3 separate regions of the Homo sapiens genome follow, and all the other regions are linked to region 3. The links are chromatin contacts, found by Hi-C or POLR2A ChIA-PET in ENCODE. All regions are on one chromosome and are shown on one strand. Each heading gives the region's core, a stretch centred on a gene start or an enhancer-like site at or near the end of the contact. The rest is flanking DNA. Distances are from core to core; before and after follow the strand shown. Region 1 holds the start of SH3GL3 (SH3 domain containing GRB2 like 3, endophilin A3). Region 2 overlaps ADAMTSL3 (ADAMTS like 3). Region 3 holds the start of ADAMTSL3 (ADAMTS like 3).

What was found. A loop is a pair of places that touch in the nucleus more often than their neighbours do. ChIA-PET counts read pairs that join two places held with the same protein, here RNA polymerase II (POLR2A). Pooled maps may share reads with other maps.
Region 1: a map of dorsolateral prefrontal cortex shows a loop between it and region 3 (4-fold over the local background). The contact joins the promoter of SH3GL3 here to the promoter of ADAMTSL3 in region 3. A Hi-C loop is called at or near these places in 3 of 168 maps with a recorded cell type or tissue (ascending aorta, dorsolateral prefrontal cortex and sigmoid colon) and 6 of 50 pooled maps. POLR2A ChIA-PET finds 5 or more read pairs at or near these places in 1 of 52 experiments (HEK293).
Region 2: a loop to region 3 is called in a pooled map, with 2.2 times the contacts of the local background. The contact joins the enhancer-like site here to the promoter of ADAMTSL3 in region 3. A Hi-C loop is called at or near these places in 4 of 50 pooled maps. POLR2A ChIA-PET finds 5 or more read pairs at or near these places in 2 of 52 experiments (BJ and HEK293T).

What each region holds. Positions count from the first base shown.
Region 1 is chr15:83,445,969-83,448,668 of GRCh38, reverse strand. It overlaps SH3GL3 (SH3 domain containing GRB2 like 3, endophilin A3), which reads right to left and starts at 1,328. Exons shown (of 9, transcript NM_003027.5): 1 at 1,091-1,328. The coding sequence starts at 1,135. RefSeq lists an enhancer at 1,473-1,632.
Region 2 is chr15:83,902,954-83,905,686 of GRCh38, reverse strand. All of the region lies in intron 15 of ADAMTSL3 (ADAMTS like 3), which reads right to left. Among named protein-coding and RNA genes, the nearest start is that of ADAMTSL3, 250 kb to the right of the region's middle. Within about 2 kb of position 1,251, at least 5 of the 41 ENCODE cell types and tissues checked have a DNase peak (open chromatin) inside an H3K27ac peak, as active enhancers do.
Region 3 is chr15:83,652,838-83,655,537 of GRCh38, reverse strand. It overlaps ADAMTSL3 (ADAMTS like 3), which reads right to left and starts at 1,415. Exons shown (of 30, transcript NM_207517.3): 1 at 1,262-1,415.

The sequences.
Region 1 (2,700 bases), core at 79-2,578, 210 kb after region 3:
AATGTGGACGTTGAATGAAATCTGTCTACCCTGGCTCTAGCAAAATGGGGGCTGGGGTTGCGGGGAGAGGTGGTGAGAAGCAACAGACCCAGCGGTGCTGGTGGGGAACAGGTTTTACAACGTGAGCTCTGCCATAGCTGGAAGAGCCTGCAATGTTGATGTTGAAAAACAAATTTGCTTGTCATCAACACACACACACACACACACACACACACACACACACACATCAATTTCATGTCTCCCCTCCTGTTTTCCTGTTTCCTCTGCTCAGAACGGCTTTCCTCCTATCATCCCACACCCTCAGCCATAATTCTTCCTCATACTTAATTCTCAAATGACATGTCTCCTCCTCCGGGAAGCTCTCCCTGACGCCCCCACTGTGTTATTTGTCATCCTCTGTGCGTGGAGGTGTGTCTAGCACTGTTTGTTTACGTGTCTGTCTCCGTGTCTCCCCTGCAGGCTGTCAGCTCTGTAAGAGCAGAAGCGTGATGCCCAGCCCCGGGCCGACACCGGGAAGACGGTGGGGAGGGGAAGGACCGCGGTAGAGAGCCCCAGCCGGGGAGCCGGGCACAGTCCAGACGGGGCCATTTCGATGCGCGCGCGGGGAGCTCAGCGGGACACAGCCAAGCGCCAAATACACAGCATCTCTGGAGGCGCCGGTGGCCGGTGGAGGATGGGCCCCCCACGAGGCTCTCCCAACCAAACGGCTGGAGACTCGGGGGAGGCCCTGCCGGCATCGTACTCCCTGTGGTCGTCCTCCCCTCGCGCGGGTAGGGGCCCCCCCACGCCCACTCCGTCTCCGCCTCCCGAGTCCCCGCGGCCGCCACCTCTGCCCTCCGCTCCGCAGAATCTCTCCGATTTACAACGGCCCAGGGCAGAGCCGGGGGCCAGGGAATGGGAAGGAGAAGGCGCCAAGACGCCGAGGAGAGAGCAGGCGGCCCCTCACCCCACCCTCGCGCCCTCCTAGGCGGGAAGAAATTGAGCCCCGAGAGAGGCCCTTCAGGGAACAGGAGTCCCAAAGGCCCGGGAGCCTCGGGGGGCCGCAGCCTCCGCGTCCCCCTCCCTCCTTCCCTCCTCTGCGCCTCCCTACCTGGCTGGCTTTGTGGAACTGCTTCTTCAGCCCGGCCACCGACATCGCGACTGCGACCGGCAGGGGCGGGGTGGTCTCAAGGCTCGGCTGGGCCACGCGGCCGCGACGCGCTCGGGGAGCGGGAGCCCGGGCCGGTCCCCCCGCGGCTGGGCTCCGCCGGGCCCGCCTCCCACGGCCACGGCCACAGCCACAGCCGCTGTCACACTCGCACACACGCGCGCACGCCGATGGCAACACTGCGTTCCAAAGCCCCTGCGCAGCCCATTGGCCAAGCCGCGGCGATATGCAAATGAAGCTGCTGGGGCCGCCCACGCTTCATTGTTGCGTGGAGACCTGGGCTACTTGAGCCGCGCAGAAGACCGGCCTGGGAAGCTGGGCGTGGGGATGTCCTGGGGGTCGGGGGAGTACAGTCACACAGTGCTTCTTGCTGGGCGCGGGACGATATAGATCTAGCTCTGAGATTGTCATGGGTACCGGGAGAGAGATCAGTTCTCTCTGCTTCTGTCTTGGTGCCGAACCGGCTTTGGCTCACAGGCAACATCGCCTCCCTCCGGCGCATTTTCGCTCGGTGTATGTTTAAGAAAGGAAGGCTCAGAAATGCGCCTAGGGAGGGACAACAAATGCAACTCGATGGGGGACCTGTGGTAGGAGGAAGCGGTCTGTGGGTGGCGGGCTTTCTTCTCTCTCCACGCGGTGCTCTGGGTGCAATCTGCTCAAATGATTTTGGTCTTCTGGGAGCCCTAGAGTTATGGAGTAATTTACTAATAAATACGGTGCTAGCTCACTTGGTGCTCTGAGCCCGCTGTCAACGGCACTAAAAGCAACCATCTCCAAGGTGCCATAAAGAGCTCGTTGCATATCCGGCGGAGTCCACCAGACCAGGAACCCAGCTCTCTCGGTAACCCCTACCAGCTGTGTCAGTTACAGAGTGTCCATTTGCACAGAGTCCAGAGGTCGACGCACTCACAGCTAAGCCCAGCCAGGGACATGGAGCATTGCGTTAACCTCGTGTTAGAGCTATCCCCAAAAGGTACAGCATCTTCGCTGAATCTGGCTTCCAAAGGTCCCGAGGATTCCCAAACCTAGAATATATGTTTGGCAACGCTTCACACTGAAAAACAAAAACATTTCCCACCTTCAGTCTCTTTTTGGGCCCTTAGCAGGTCCCATCTGGGGTGACGAGCAGTCCCTGTCTGCCCTGGACACTTCGGGTATATGCCTGTGCCCTGGTGTCCACCTGCCATAACATTTCTCCAGGACAAAAGTCATGCAGTTCCTCCCCTAGCTGTTAGCTCCCAGCGCCCAGTCGGGGCTAGTCCTAACCCTGACTTCATCCTAGTGAGGACTGGGCAAGTAAGTACACACCTCTCTGGGCCTTGGTTTCCTCACTTCTACTTGAAGCATGTAGACTGGAATAAACAGTGTTCCTCCTCTGATACTGGGGAAAAAATGCTTGAACTTAGTGGAGATCGTGGGATAAGGGCAGCCAGTCAGAGGGTTAATGAGCATGACTTGGGTGAGTGTTGTGGGCTTACCTGCCTGACACCAGCCACTGATAGATAACTAAAAAGTGTGAGGGTGGTGACAGCTGGGTCAGAATGGCGTAGCAA
Region 2 (2,733 bases), core at 2-2,501, 250 kb before region 3:
TCATTGTGAATAATTGGAAATAAACTGCAGACCACCAGAGGGATCTTTCAAAAATGTAATTGAGATTATGTCACTTTTCTGGTTAAAATCCTTACATGGCTCCCACAGCCTCCTGATAAAGTCCAAGCTCCTTAGTGAACCATGGAAGACCCTCAAGACTTGCTGGCTCCTCCAGCTGCATCCTTGCTGCCATTACTGCTCCCCGGGCCCATCCTCCTCGCCCCTCACCCACCTCAGACCACCTTAGCAACCTGCGTGGCCTACATGGGCCAGTGAGCCTGCACACAAGCCTCTATTCCAAATACCTGACATGCTGCTCTTCTGACATTGTAGGACACTCTAGGATCTCAGTTCATGTACCATCTATTTCCGGAAACCATCCCTGATCCCGAATAACACCATAACGTAATTATAATGCATTGCAACCTTACAATACCATCATGCAGTCACTCACTTCTCTGTCTACTCCATTAGATAAACCCAAGGATGGGTGAAACTTGAATTCAGGACATCTGACACGAAACTGCAGCTCTTTCTAGTCTTACGTGCCATAGAATCACTGTCCACCACTTAATATCTCCAAAACAATTCCTTTATGTTTCTACGCCTGTTTCCTCAGCCCCAAAATGAAAATAAGAATAGCACCTCCTCATAGGGTTGTTGTGAGCATTAAACAACTTAATCCACGTAGAACACTCAGAACAAGGTCTGGCACAAAGCACTCCTCAATATTAGTTGTTGTTATCATTGTTGTTGTTAGAAAAACAGATTCCTGAAATGTCACCTAATTTGACATTAGCAAATATAATCTCCACAAATGGAGAATTTAAGTCAGCAGTGAAGGAAACATACAAGGTGTGCTAACTAAGTCCACCCTATTTCCTTAGTTTTTGTATATGAAAAACGACAGCGAGGGCAACAAGTTTGCTGAAGTGTTAAGAATCCCACAGAAACAAACGAAGAGGCTCCAGGGAGGAATTTTAAAACAACCATGAACCAATGAACCATATCAACTGTCAACACATTCCACAGCTGAAAGCTAAGAAGGTCAGTACTGCAGTTCCCTTGGCTTAGATTTATACACTATAATTTTTATTTTCCTAATTTTAAAAAAAGCAAAAAAGCCTTTTGAACATCCGCTCCCTATGTAAATTCAGAACTCGAGCCATGGTAAACCACAGAGGCAGAAATATTTATCTCCTTCAGGCTGGCTTGGCAGGCTCTACTGGAGGGATGTAAAATACAGCTGCGTTCATCCTCTCCTTCACTGTCAACAAGCAAGCATCCCCAAACCACAAAAGACAGTGGTAATAAAAGGATGCACTGGAAGCTGAGATATGTTGCGGTTTTGTTTGGAAATCGAGGGAATGAATAGAGTCAGAAGTGGTGGCAGGAAAATATAAACTTCACACTAGATGGCCAGGACCAGGCCAGAAACTGCCAGGCAGTGTGAATTATGCAGGAAAATTGCAGAGCGACCACAGAGGGAGAGATGGCAGAAGGTGGGAAGAGGCAGCTGCTTGGGCCAGGGAACAGGTGCTGTCTGCTCAGTCTTCAACACGGGGGAAGAAAGGGTGGTGTCCTTCAGGAGTAAAGAACCTTTTGGCTTTGCTCTGTGAATACGAGGAGGAAGAAACCCCTAGCAAAGTCAGGTGGGGCTGACAGAAAAGGCAGGCTTGGAATGAATATGGGGCCTGAACCTCACTGTAGCTCCTTTTCTTTCTTTCTTTCTTTCTTTTTTCTTTTTTTTTTTTTTTTTTTTTTTTTTTGATGTGGAGTCTGGCACTGTCACCCAGGCTGGAGAGCAGTAGCAGGATCTCAGCTCACTGCAACCTCTGCCTCCCGAGATGAAGCAATTTTCCTGCCTTAGCCTCCCGAGTAGCTGGGACTACAAGCATGTACCACCACACCCGGCTAATTTTTGTATTTTTAGTAGAGACAGGGTTTTACCATGTTGGCCAGCCTGGTCTCGAACTCCTGAGTTCAAGTGATACACCCACCTCAGCCTTCCAAAGTGCTGGGATTATAGGCGTGAGCCACTGCGCCCGGCTGATATCCCCCTTTTCTAATTCAATAAAGTAAACAGTATTTTCTGAACTTTAAAGGGACCTTAGGGACGATCGGATCCAGTGGTTCCCAAACTTGGATATGCCCACTCCCCTGCCAAAGTTACCTGGGGTATTTGTTTAAAATGCTGGTGAATGAAAGAGAGACAGAAAATAGAATAGAGGTTACTAGAGTCTAGTGGGAGGGAGTAGGGAGTTATTGCTGAAGGTGAACAGAGCTTATGTTGGGGGGTGATGAGAAAATTTGAGAGATGGGAGGTGGTGATGGGTGCACAACAATGTGAGTGTGCTTAATGCCACTGAACTGTACACTTTCAAATGGTTAAAATGGTAAGTTTTGTGTTGTGTATCTCTCACCATGATAAAAAAAAAAAAAAAGATCTGGCAGCCGAAAGAAAAAGAAAATGTTGGTGATGGAGCCCCACTCCTACAGTATCTGACTCAGTGGGGCCTGGAAATCACCACATTTTAAAAAGCACCACGGGTGATTCTGATAGAAGTATTGAGGATAGCATTTCAAAAATGGTATTTTGATTATTTTTTAAAGACTTCTTTTTGAGATACATAATTATGAATGAAATGATGTGCTGTCTGTGTTTGCTTCAAAAATGATCAGGGGGTAGTGGCAGTGGTGATGGTTTCGATGAAACAAGGGTGGCCCTGGGTT
Region 3 (2,700 bases), core at 166-2,665:
AAAGTCAGGCGAGGGCTGGACCTGTCTCCAGTGGGCATCTCATACCTCCAGCTCTTCAGAAGCTGAGATATCCCTGCCCAAGCCTATCTGTCAGCAGCAGGGTGTCGCTATTGGCATTTGACTCAGGAAGCCAGCACAGAGCCAAGGTTTAGGCTAGCTTCTGCTGCTCGCGGCAAAAATGAGTCTAAGACAACAAAGCCGCCCAGAGAGGGAAAGGACCTGCCTAAGGTCACACAGCAAGATAGTGACATTTTAGGGCTGAAACGCAGATCTTCTGATAGTTCAAGGCTTTCCTCGCTAGATGACACCGTGCGCCCTCGAGGTCCGGGACCCACACCCAGAGAGACGCCTGAGAGCTAAGTTCAGGGAGGTTTGGAGGACACAGCCCCTGAGCCAGCCTAACACAATCTCCTAAAAGTAGGTGAGGGCCAGCCAGCAGAGGTCAGCTGAAACCAGGAGGGAAGCGGGGACTTTTTCCCTTACTTTTCCTGTCAATTTACAGGGAAATCAGTATGAGTCGAGACTGGAAAAGCCGAGGTCACACTCGACTCCCGCTTCGCCTCGCGGGCGCCTTGGCGGAGCTGGTGTCCGGGGGCGGGTCGGTGGCTTCTCTCCATCTGGAGAAGGCATTAAGGGCCTGGTCTAATGTGATCCGCAAATGTGCTGCTGTTTCCGACCTGAGGCGGCGACTCCTGGCTGAAGGGAGGCGGCCAGTGCGGGGCCCTGGGACTCTGCGCCACCCTCGCCTGCTCGCACCAGCCTTCCGAGTGCACACTCCTCCGACTACCCGCTGCCTCGAAGTCGCTCCTCCAGTGCCTCCGCCGCGTCCCGGTCACCCCCACGCCCACTTTCCACGATCGCGCGTCGCCTCAACCCCCGGCGTTCTGGGCGCTCGCTACCCAGTGGTCAACCGGCCGGACCTTCGGACCCGCGAGGTTTCTGCTTAGTAACTCCCAATCCTGAAAAACTCCAACCCTGTGGAGTTCCCCCATAATCAAGAACGCCCCTCAGCCCGCGAACTGCCGCCGAAAGACTCTCCCTGAACCTTCCGGGACGGCACGAAGCGCGCCCGACCCGAGGTGCCCAGCAGTGAGGAGCACCCCAGTCCTGAGGCCCCCTGGGGCCCGCGTGGCACGCCCCGACTCTGCTTGGAGACCCCCAACTTGCTTAGAGAGGCCACTGCTCCAAGTCTTACTCCCTCTGGGGAGCGCCTTCCCCCGACCCCTGAGGGGCCGCCCTGCGCCGAGCTCGGTGCACCCACCTTGCGCCGCAGAAGTATCTGGGACGTGCAGCCCCGGGGCCGCGCGGGCTCGGCGCGCGCTGGGGAGAAGTTGGCAGAAGCCGCCCGTCAACACCTCGTGCGGAATCCGGCACCAGGACCTTCCCCGACGCCGGCCTCCAGCCCGCGGCGCCGCAGTCGCCGCCGCCGCCGCGAAGTTAAATGGGGCTGGGACGGGGGCTGCCCCGCCTCTCCCGCCCCCTCCGGGCGCGCAGAGCGCTGCGCTGGCCCCGGCCCAGAGGCGGAGGGCGCGCGCCGCCACCTGCACCGCCCGGCAAGTGCACGGCGCGCCCAGGCGCCCGTCAGCCTGCGCGCCGGCACCGCGCCCTCGGCTTGAGCTGGAGGCGCCGGGGGCGCGAAGAGACGCCGTGTGGGGCCAGGCCCGGGCCGCTCGGAGCGCGCGGGGCCGCGGCGACGGCGGGACTCGGCTGGAACGCTCCTCCGCCCGCTTCCTGGAAGCCACTCCTCGCCCTGGGCCGGCCGCCAGGCGTTGTGCCAAGAGCCGGGATTGCCGACGCCGCCACCGCCGCCGCCGGCAGGCGCACTGGGGAAAGGCGGCCGCTGCGCCGCAAGCCAGCCTGGCCGCCCCGCCTCAGCCGGAGCCGGAGCAGGGATGCCGTCGCTCCCCCCGAGCCCACCCCCGGCCCCACCTCCCATAGCCTCCACCCACCCCGCCCAGACCCGGGCGCCAGCTCTGCAAAGTCAGGCCCAGCAGCCACACAGAGGTTTGCCCGGAACCGCTGGCTCGTGCCTAAGAGCCATAGGCACTCCTGGCCAGGCAGGACCATAGTGGAGACCAATGGCCCTCTCCTGGCCTGCGCCTCCTCCGCGCAGCATAGACGCCACACAAGGGACTGTGGAGCGCTCACTGCCCAGAGGCCTGGGACCTTTGGCAGCCAGGGACCACGAGGATCTTGCAGGAGCGCCTCTTAACTGGGTACCTGGCGCCTCCTTGTCTGAGCCGGGCTTGGGGAACTGAGAGCTCCACAGGTGCCAGAATCATGCCGTGTCCAGGCCTGGGATTTGGGGTTGGGGGGAAGAGTGTCGCGGACAAGAGACTGGGGTGAGTTGCCTGTGTACTTCTGGAGGTGAGGAGAAGTAAAAGGAAATGTTTGTCCCTGTCCTTGTCCTAGTCCCAGCAGGATAAGCCAAGGGCCAGGAGATTGATCTTAAAGGCTGCATTATGCCCCCACCTAAGTCCTACCACAGTCGCCATTTCCTTGGGTGTCTGTCGAGTACCAAGCTCTTTGTGTCTATCTGATCTTCACAGCAGCAGTAGTTCGAGCATTATCCCATTTCACCTAGGATAAATCTGAGGCTGGGAGGATAACTTGCCCACCATGAGTGGAGAAGCCAGGACTGGAACCCCTATCTGCCTCTCTCTAGAGCCTGGACTGTTCACCCCTAAAGTTGTTCTCCTG